Regions from separate parts of the Homo sapiens genome. Here region 2 is linked to region 1. A link is a contact called in ENCODE Hi-C or POLR2A ChIA-PET data. All regions are on one chromosome and are shown on one strand. The core of a region is the stretch at or near the end of the contact, and the rest is flanking DNA. Distances in the headings are between cores, read along the strand shown.

Region 1 (5,143 bases), core at 931-3,430:
AAACATGTCTGCCCCCTCTGTGGTATCTCCCAGTGGCCCAGTGCTTTTCCACAAGCCAGGTGCCAAGGGGAGAAATGTGGGCACTCTGTCTTTTTCCTAATCTATTTATTTCTGTCTCTCTTATGTTTTTCTGTCTTTTCTTGCCAGCTATCATTCCAGAGGATGCTTAGCCGTACCCTGGGGATGGAGTATAATTTTTATCTATCTTTCTGTAAATACTTTGAATATCTCTTCTCCTCATCTGGGATGGGGGTAAGAGGAAGAGAGAGCTGAGCTAAGAGATGGAGAAGAACAGATACCTGAGAGCATTGCTTAAGCATCTAGAACTAGCCAAACCTGAAGCCTCACTATTTGTCTTAGTTTGGGTCCCCAAAAGCAGATGCTGAGACAAAGATTTGATTTTAAGTAGTTTATTTGTAAAATGGGCCCAGGAAGCCACACATAGGGGAGAAAGGAAGTCAAGGAAGGGAAGGAAGCCAATAACGACTGAGTGAATAAATAAGCCAATGACCCTTTGGGCAACTGAGGCTCAATCCAGTTAGGGAACTCTGGGAACTAGTGTGAAACATGCCTTTAAGGTACCTGTCTGAGAACGAGGGAGATGGGGTATTTATCCTTCAGCTTCTTGACCATCCTTGGTCAAAGGTTGCCTCTGGGGGCATTAACTCTCTGGAACTTCTGGCTGGTCCTGTGCATGGGCCAAAAGTGCTCCAGTGGCCAGAAGAAAAGTCCTGGTGTTCACCAGCCACCTTCCAGTGCATGTGGATGGGGCACTGACACCTCTGTTTCAATACCCCCATCCTCATCCCACCTGCACCATTACATTTGCTTTGCTGCTCATTCCAAGTCTGTTTCTGTCACTTGCAACCACAAGAATCCTGATTAACACATGGCCCCCGGCTGCCCCAGTCCCAGATACTTGTTCCCCACTGGAGCCCCCATGCACCTGTTCCTGTGCCTTTGGCACTGACTGCCTTTGCCCTTGTGAGATTACTTGATTTTGTCCCCTTTCTCCAAGCAGACCAAGGGCCTAACTCACTAGATGTGCACTGCATGCCAAGCCTTGTGAAACCCCCACAGCCACCCTATGAGGTGAGGACTGGAAGTAGATTTGCTGGATGAGGTTCACAGAGATCAAGCAACTTGCCCAAGGTCACACAGCTAGCAAACACTTGGACTCAGGTCTGCATGGCCTGATGACATGTGTTTTTGCTGCTTCTTGCTCCAGGCCTGCACTGTCCACCCTGGCCCATCAGTTATCATTTTAATTCTTCAGCATCTTCTCCCATTAGGCTCCACTCTCTCAAGCCACTCTCCTTACCACCAAATAAAAACATTTTCCATTAGCTCGTTTCATTTTCCTAGGATCTCTGACTCACTTAATCCCCTGCATTTTCCCCATTTGGTTAGGGGGTCCTTTCCCGCTTCTGGCATCTCCACTGTGGCTTCTCCGTGCACACAATAAGAAAGAAGCCCCATAGGGTTTGAAAAAGGTAGGGGTTGTTATTACCACCCTGTGTCACAGATAGGGAGGCAGAGGCCCAGAGAGGTGGTGCAAGGTGCTGAGACCACATAGCTGGTGGTTGACAGAGCCTGGCTTGGAATCTGAGTTTCTCTCTAAACCTTGGGGTGTCTCCTTACATTTACTGTGTTTACAGAATGCCTGGTGGTCCAACCTACTGTCCAGCTTCTCATGGGCAGGGACCACATGTGACCTCACTTGGGACTGGAGTTGTGGCTTCTGTCTTTACAAAGCATTTGGTAAAATGAATTGCTGTCTCCCTAGATGTAGCTGAGAAGGGGGTCTAATGGATCAGTTCCCCTGGGAGCTGGGAGCATGAGAAAGGTCTGGCTCCACTTTCCGGTCCCCCTCAGTGGATCTGGCCAGAGTGACCCTTTCTCCAGGAGCTGGGCGAGGGCCTGTGCCCCTCCATGCTGTGACTCGCACGGCGTTGACTTGGAAGGCTTGTAAAGCCCGCAGAGGGAAGGCTCCCTCGGGGGCCTAGGGGCCAGGAAAATGCAAGCCCTGTTCAACTGTCACCCAGCAACGCCACACACAAACATTTGCTGACAGGAAGAGGCGAGCGGCATTAAAGCTGCCTGACAGGGAGGTGACGGGGCAGCAGGGAGAGTGTGTAATTGCCAAGCCGGAAGGCTGGCCTGTGGCCAGCGTATTGAGTTTAACCACCTGTGTCACTGCCCTCCACATCCAACGAGGAGGATGCCCGCTGCCATGTTTCCAGGCTGAGCGCCCTGTCATGGTCTGGTCTGGCCTGACCCTGGGAGGACATCCGAGGGGTCAGCTTTGGGCATGGATTCCCACTCCTCCATCACAGCCTGAGCCGCTGAGTCAGGGCCCAAGTGCAGAAGCCAAGAGCGGCCCCAGCTCACGGGCGCCCCCTCTGTCAGAACAGCTCCTGCCTTACAGCTGGTGGGTCCTTGGGTGCCCCTCTTTCGTCCCCATGCTTCCCCCTGCTGCTGCAAGCTCGCTGTTCTGGAAACAGCCTCTGAGGAAGAAACGGGGCCCACAGAGGGTCTTTTGGTGACCACAGCTCCTGTTCCCTCACACTCTCCGATCAGAAGATGTAGAGCTGAGCCGAAGTCAGAAGAGAGGACCCTGACAGGGCTTTTCGGTGGGTTTAGGTGACACTAGGAGAGTCTGGCCCTGGAAGTCTGAAATTCTCTCCAGTCCTCCGTTCCTGGCCTACTTTCATTCAGTGAAGCTCCTGCTCAGCCCTATATTAGCCCGGAAGCCTCTCCAAAGGTGCCCACAGTGGCTGTGCAGCTGGGACCCAGGAAAGCTGGAAGGGGGAAGAGAAGAAGCGAAACTGTCCCCCAAAAGGCAGCCGGCCCCTTGGCCTATAGAAGGTCGACCCGACAGCAGGCTATGAAATCTGATAGCAGTCTCACAGCTTCCAAGAAATAATTATTCCCAGGAAAGTGTTTTCAAGTTTTAGATAAACTGCTATTTAAGAAGCAGAGAGGACGGAACTCGAACAGTGGCAAACGTCTGCGGCTTCCCCCAGCGGGCCCGTCATTAACCATTGCTCCCAGAGCTAAAGGCTGCTGCTCTATCCCCAATTAACAGCCACATTCCAGCAAGCTCCCTGTTTATCAAGGCATTAGCGTTGACATCTGGGGAGGGTGCCTGCCCAGGCCAGCCAGCAGGGAGGACTGAGCTCCCATCCGTCCACACACAGACGACGGCATGGGCCCTCCACAAAGGGTGGCCACAGATGAAGCTGCCCAGGCCCCCTCCGCAGCCGGCTTCTTCCCACTCCCTTCCCAGCACTGCTGTGTCATTCTACAGCCAGCGGAGTGTGAGCCAAGCAGCCCAGTCCCTGTAGTGACACGTGTGCCTCTGTGTGACTGTGTGTGCATGCGTGCCCGCGTGTGAGAACCTTATGTTTCTAGAGAAGATGGCGTCTGGGGAGGATTCTCTAAGGGATTTTCTGAGAACAGAAGCAATTTCTCTCCCCTTCTCAAGCCCTTGCGTGTGTGCATGCATGTGTGAGTGTGCACATGTAGGAGGTGCCATAGCTACTCCCGTCTTCCTATTTCTCCCCTTCATGATCTCCCCCTTCTTTTTCTTCCTCTCCAGTCACTATCACGAAAGCATTGATTCAACAACCCTCTACCTTCTTCTCTAGGCTGAGTACAAATTCTGTTGACCCCAAATGTGCTCTCTGGAGTTACATGAGGCAGAGTCCCTCAGCCCTTTTCAGAGCAGGAAGCCCACAAGCTGCCTTATTCCAAGGACCCATGACTACCAGGTTTGGAAAATGTCAACTCTGCACCAATGAACCGCCCTTTCCACACTTTGTCCCTGTACCCCAGCACTACCGGTACCCTCCCCTTTTCTGTCTGCCTTTCATTACTTCCGCTGAGCTTTCACTATCTTCTTTGCGGCCCCATTCCTTGCCTGATGCCCTAAATGTGGGGTGCTCTAACTTCCCCTAGGAGCCAGGCCAAGACGCTTGCAGGGGCTCAGTGGTGACTTTGGGACCCTGAAATCGACAGCCCTGGCCTCAGCCTGAGAATGCTTTTGTGGAACTTTCGTTTCAAATTAATAGAATCAAATTCACCCTCTTTCCCCTAATGGAGTTCCCCATTTCTGTCTGTCACTATTCTCTTAGCCTACACTTGAGAGTCATGTTTGACCCTTTGAACACCGCTTCCAAATTCAAGCAAGTCATCATCCTATTTCTACATCCACCCCTCCCTCGGCTTGTCCCTCCTGCCAGGCCACCCCAGGACTTTACTGATGAACTGGAGAGTGATGGACTCCCCCCCACCCCACCCCCACCGAGGGTTGGAAAGAACAGCACCCCCTGCCAAACCCCACCAGGATCTCGACCTTTGATCCCTCCTACACACAGCTGCTAGATTAATCTTCTCCTGCCGTGAGCCCGCCCCACCTCTCAGCCTTTGTGTGGTCAGTTTTCCTCTGCCTAGAATTGATTTGAGTGAGTGAAGAGATTAAACGGTGTAGGTGCCAGCCCATTGCAATTTGTGGCTTTGAGAAATGCTGGTTACTGTTTAAACAAGAGTAGGAGGGAGTGGGATGGGCTCAAATCTCACCTTCTGAGCAAAGCCTTCTGAAGGGGTATCTGTTGTTTTGCCTGACCAGTCAGTATCCATTCCTCATCTTTCTCCAATTTTCCTTTGGGGAGCCACCCTCTCCAGCCAGCCATGCTCCCTGGGTCCTGAAATGGGCTATGGCCCAAGTTGGCCAATTCTAGCCAGGCAATGGCAACCTTTGGGATTTTTCTGGAACTGTTGGAAAAGAGCATGCTTTTTATCATGGTTGTTCTACTAATAAAATGTAAGTTTGGAATTGCTAGTGCTGCCTGCCAGTGGTCATCTTGTCACCACTTGAAGTAAGTTCCTGAATTCAGTCAAACCTGAAGCCAACTGCCTTATTACATTTCAGCTTCCTGAGCCAATACAGTTCATTCTTCCTTCGCTCCCTTCTTTTTCTTCCTGCCTGCCTGACTGTGCTATCTCCTGGTGACCTCTCTCTTTTTGCAACTGTAGATCCTTGCTTCTTGTACCCCTCATTGATCTCTGACCACATTCAGTTTTGTGGTCTTATTTCAGTTTTGATATGGAGACCCATATCCCCAACCTGACTGAGCCCATC
Region 2 (5,143 bases), core at 1,153-3,652, 41 kb before region 1:
TCCTGGCATCTTTCCAGTATCTTTTTTTTTTTTTTTTTGAGATGGAGTCTCGCTCTGTCACCCAGGCTGGAGTACAGCAGCATGATCTTGGCTCACTGAAACTTCCCTCTTCCAGGTTCAAGTGATTCTCCTGCCTCAGCCTGCTGAGTAGCTGGGATTACAGACGTGTGCCACCACATCTGGCTAATTTTTGTATTTGTAGTAAGGACAGGATTTCGCCATGTTGGCCAGGCTGGTCTCGAACTCCTGACCACAGGTGAACTGCCAGCCTCGGCCTCCCAAAGTGCTGGGATTACAGGCCTGAGCCACTGTGCCTGGCCTATCCTGTGCTTTAATCCCCAAAGTTGTGTTAAGCATCTTTGTGCTCTCAACAGACAGTGGACTTAGAGCACAAAAGAGAATGAATTTCCCTGGTGTTATGACACACACTTTCTTTTCACATTTTACCATTTCTGAAATTAGGATGCCATCATTTACATTTGATGTATTCCTTTAAAATGGTATCCTGCCTACCTCCCTTACTTCCTTTTCTTTTTCTTTTCTTCCTTGTCTTAACTTAGTCAATGACATCTTACGTCTGAAGAAATCAGGACTTATTGTTGATGGATCAGCTGATCATGGATGTATTCTTTCTTTTCCAGTATTCTTGACTAGTTTTCTCAGGTTAACTCAGTGACCTGGTGCAGAGATTTGGAAACCGCTCTGCTTTAAGGAAACCAAGCTGTTCTCCCACTTGATCATCCTCCTTTTATTGGAGGATGGCATTGTCATGGCCTGGCAGCCCATATTTCTTTCTGGGGGTATTTGGCCCAGCTTTCAGCACAGAGTAGGTGCTCAGTAAATATGTGAGTGGTGAATGGATGAATAATTAGGTATTAATACCCCTTCCCCAGATAGGGCAGGAGTGGAATTTAACAGACATCTTTCAAGATTGCTGCAGTGAGTACCTTCTTTTTAAAATGTCAAATACAGGCAGCCACCAGTGGGAGGTGGGATGTCATTACCCTAAAGGTCATTTATAAATTGGGTCTGCTCCACATGTGTTCATCTGGGGCTCAGGCTAAGGGGCAGCAGTCACTCAGAGGAAGCTCTTTTCATTGAATGACAGGGACACAAGAGGGTGAGCAGAACTGGCCGTGACTCTTGAGGTCGGTACTTGGTGGGTGTATTGTTTGTTCTGGATCATTCCATTGGCCAAAGCAGGTCATATGGTTGAACCCAGAATCAAGGGGTGAGAAAATATGAGAAGAGCTGCAAAGTCTCATGGCCAATGGCATGGCTACAAGGAAGGATGAGGAATGGGGACCAGTAATGCAATCTACCCCCATGAGGCAATGTTTTGAGCAACATTTGCCTGTCTCATAGTGCCGGTATCTAACCTGAGAATGACACTAGCTCCAAGGAAAGCAGAACAGAACACATGTATGGAGCCGAGCACTGTGCCTGGTACACTGTTATTAGGGGCAGACTTGGAATTGGAACCCAGGTCTCCTGGCTCCCAGGCCTGGGACACTTTCCGACACATCACGTGGCTTCTTCTCTCCAAGTTCATCACTCTGTGAGGCAGCCTGTCAAACCCAGACAAGTCCTGTGGCTATTTTTTTCTGCTGACTTTTCACCACGGGGATGCCAGCCAAACAGAGCTAGTGTCACGGGCCTGACGGGTGTCAAACCTTGTGTGTGAAGAACGTCCCCGTCATCCTCTCTCCCTCATCCCCCAAACACTTATCTCATTACCGAGGCGGGGGCAGGGAGCCGGGGAGGGAGGGAGGCAGCGTGGAAGTGTTTATTCTCTTCAGGAGCAAGTCTCTCTCCTAATTAGTAGGTGATTCTGTGAGATGAAGCCCAGGTGGGGAATCAACTTGGGGGTCTGGAGTGGTGCTCCAGACGTCCCTGATTACCCAAATCCCCAGCTGGGGTGAGGACCCCTCACGTGGGGAGGGAAAGTGGGGGAATATTAGTTTCTGATACAACGAGAGACAAGAGAATAATTCTACGAGGCCGTGTAGAACAAGCAGAGAGAGAAAAGCTCTTTGAGTGCAACAAGGAATGGGGTTTTAAAATTTCATTTGCACAGCGGCAGGTCTTGCCAATTGGATCCTTTCCAGAAAGCAATCTGCTAAGTCTGACAGTCGGAAGAAATGCCGGGCTGCTGAGCGAGGAGAGGCTGGGTTTTTTTAAGGGTTTATTTTTCATCCAGGTCCTTTGTGAGCAATGGCTTTTTTTTTTTATTCCATTTTAAAAGAAAAAGACACGCAGCGATCCTCTTTGTGAGGCGGGAAAGGGCTTCCCTGACCATCTGGGCCTCAGAGGGACTCGGGGAGAGGCGGCCTTTTGTGTCGGGGCATTCAATGCCCGCGCGGCCGCCGTTTATCTTTGCTGCCACTCACACCAGACTGGCCTCGCTGCCGGCTGGCCCAGGGCACACACAGAAGCTCAGAGCAGTCCTCCAGGTCCTTATCTGTGTCACGGGCAGGAGGTCGGGGGGTTGGGGGGTCTCTCTGAGCCCACCCAGAGGTCCATTGTGTTGGCTGCTCGGAGCGACAGACCAGCACCGCAGACATCTCTTTGCCCAGACCTATTCTTCGATGCACAGCGCTCTCTCTCTCTCTCTCAGCCTCTCTACCCTTCCTTGAATCCATTCCCCTCCTGCCAGTGGGGCTCGGGGATTTAGGGTGAGCATGGATTCTTGGCCCACGCCAGCTGTTACGAGAACATTTCATTGCGTGCATGTGTGCGTGTGCATGCGTGCACACACACACACTCATGCACACATGCACACACCCTTTCAGCCCTGCCTGTCAGCCAGGCTCCAGAGTCTGAGCAATCTTTTTATAGAAATGCTGAGGTGACGAGGCTGTCTTGCCTTGGGTCCTTGCCCGAGTGCTGGGGCTGTTTTGTCCTCAGACAATTGCACTAGAGCAATACTGGCCAAGAAAACGCAGGCACAGTGGGCTGGCTTAGGGCAGACTTGGTAGAGAGAGCATTTTAGCTGTGCAGGGGTTTCGCCTATTTAGAGGCTCGTTTGGGGTGTTATTTTTATAGCTTACAAGGCTCACTTTCACACATATCATTTGGTCCTTATAGTAGCCCTGTGATATTGGCAGGGTGCCTATTCATCCCATTTTCTGGATGAGTAAGCTGAGGCACAGAGAAGCTATACTGGCCTGATTTTACAGGCAGGGAAATTGAGTAAGAGTGAAGTGAATTATATACACTTAATTTGTTTTCATCCCAACCCATGAGATTTCAGCATACACTACCTGTCATTGTAGACAGCTATTTATGAGTTCAATATCTGTTGCTTTAAAAACAATGTGAGGCCGGGCTCGGTGGCTCATGCCTGTAATCCTAGCACTTTGGGAAGCCGAGGTGGGTGGATCACCTGAGCTGAGGAGTTCGAGACCAGCCTGGCCAACATGGCTAAAACCCGTCTCTACTAATAATACAAAAATTTGCCAGGCATGGTGGTGCGCACCTGTAATCCCAGCTACTCGGGAGGTTGAGGCAGGAAAGTCACTTGAATCCAGGAGGCGGAGGTTGCAGTGAGCCGAGATCATGCCATTGCACTCCAGTCTGGGCAACAAGAGCAAAACTCCATCTCCAAAAAAAAAAAAAAAAAAAAAAGACCAAAAAAAAACAAAAACACTCAAACAAGGTGACTGCTGGGTGGAGATCACTTTATCTTGTTGAATGTCTCAAGGTCCACCATGACAAAGCTGCCTTACACCAAAAAGGTAAAGATTTGGAGACTCAATGTCCCTGAGTGACTTTGGCCTCTAAGACCCCCATAGGTGTACAAGGCTAAGCCAGGAGGAGGACGGGGCTGGGAGCTTGGGGTTGCAGAGACAGAGACAGGGCTGGGGGAATCTAGCCCTTTCTTCCTGGCTAGGACAATGCTGCCGCAATGAAAAGATGTGAAGGACAAGAATTTGAGGTGGTGGGGAGTATTGACAGGGCCATTACTTGTGTATTTATCACAGGTGGTTGGGTGTGTCTAGGGACGCTCAGCATTTAAAATCCAGCCATGGTGAAACATGCTGGGAGCCTTGAGTTGTAAGTTTCTGCTTCAGGTGGGCATGGGCCTTGAAAGACTCAATCATGTAGTCCTGGCTCTACAAGGGCATGGCCCTGTGTCTGGAAGCTTTTGGCTGAGGAGGGGTGGCTCAGGGCTGTCGTGGGCCCAAAGAATGAGATGCTATGAGCAGGCACCCCCTAGCATGGCTCAGGAGGGGCTTCTGGACCAGGGTTCATCCCAATAGCCCTACCAGTTGCTATAGTATTGAAATGCTTCTCTGTCATTGTCCCAAGTGTCCCTTCCACCTGGGCTGCTTGCCATAGCCTGAGGCACCCATGTTCCTGCCCCAGGGCTGAGGCTGGGGCTCATTCTGAATGGCAGAGGCCCAGGCTGTCTCCGTTGTTAAATATTTAGAATGTCACCCCTGTGGAGCCCCACAGCCCACTCCCACAACCAGAATGGGTTTTTGTTCCCACCCGTTCAAGGCCTCTGAGCTCAGAAATGCCAAATGCTCAGTGAATTCGGGTTAAGCTGGCCTTGCTGCGTTCTGTGAGCTGCACCGCCCGGAGAATAATAGCATCTCTCAGGATGTTAGGAAAGCAGCCCCTGTTGATTTTGCAGCCCTTGAATAGCAGCTTCGTGGAAAATGTTTCTGATTTGTGCGGAGGCTCTCCCCTAGCCCCGGCCCCCGAGAGGCTGGTGTAATGCTTCTTTTCATGTGGCAGGATCGGATATGACCAGCGTGGGTTCTTTCTGTCAGATATTACGAGTGGTTATTACCGAGGCAGCCCAGCTGCCATGTGGGGCTTGGCCCTCGCTCCGGGTCTGGCGAGGCGCTGCTGTCGTATCTGAATTTCTTCATCTACAAGATCTGAATCCAATCTAGTTGCTGTGAGCCTGTTTGTGTAGCAGAAGGGAGCGGGGCAGTGAGGGAGATGGGGGGAGGCCCACGTGAGGTCGCTCATCCTTCCGGGAGGCTTTGCTGGTTAATGAAATCTCTGATTTGTTGACTGGGGGAGGGCCCCTTTGGCTGACGTTAACAGCTGATGGGGACATCGGTGTGTCAGGATGCCAAATGGTGACAGTTTGGACCTGCACCAACGGAACGGGGTATTTTCCACCCTG

Evidence for each region. A loop is a pair of places that touch in the nucleus more often than their neighbours do. ChIA-PET counts read pairs that join two places held with the same protein, here RNA polymerase II (POLR2A). Pooled maps may share reads with other maps.
Region 2: a loop to region 1 is called in a map of heart right ventricle, with 7 times the contacts of the local background. The contact joins two enhancer-like sites. A Hi-C loop is called at or near these places in 10 of 168 maps with a recorded cell type or tissue (Right ventricle myocardium inferior, esophagus muscularis mucosa, heart left ventricle and 3 more) and 8 of 50 pooled maps. POLR2A ChIA-PET finds 5 or more read pairs at or near these places in 1 of 52 experiments (activated B cell).

The regions. Positions count from the first base shown.
Region 1 is chrX:39,474,873-39,480,015 of GRCh38, reverse strand. No RefSeq gene overlaps it. Among named protein-coding and RNA genes, the nearest start is that of LINC01283, 43 kb to the right of the region's middle. RefSeq lists an enhancer at 1,520-2,062. Within about 2 kb of position 2,180, at least 5 of the 41 ENCODE cell types and tissues checked have a DNase peak (open chromatin) inside an H3K27ac peak, as active enhancers do; they include heart right ventricle, where a contact is called at or near this core.
Region 2 is chrX:39,516,335-39,521,477 of GRCh38, reverse strand. No RefSeq gene overlaps it. Among named protein-coding and RNA genes, the nearest start is that of LINC01283, 84 kb to the right of the region's middle. Within about 2 kb of position 2,402, at least 11 of the 41 ENCODE cell types and tissues checked have a DNase peak (open chromatin) inside an H3K27ac peak, as active enhancers do; they include heart right ventricle, where a contact is called at or near this core.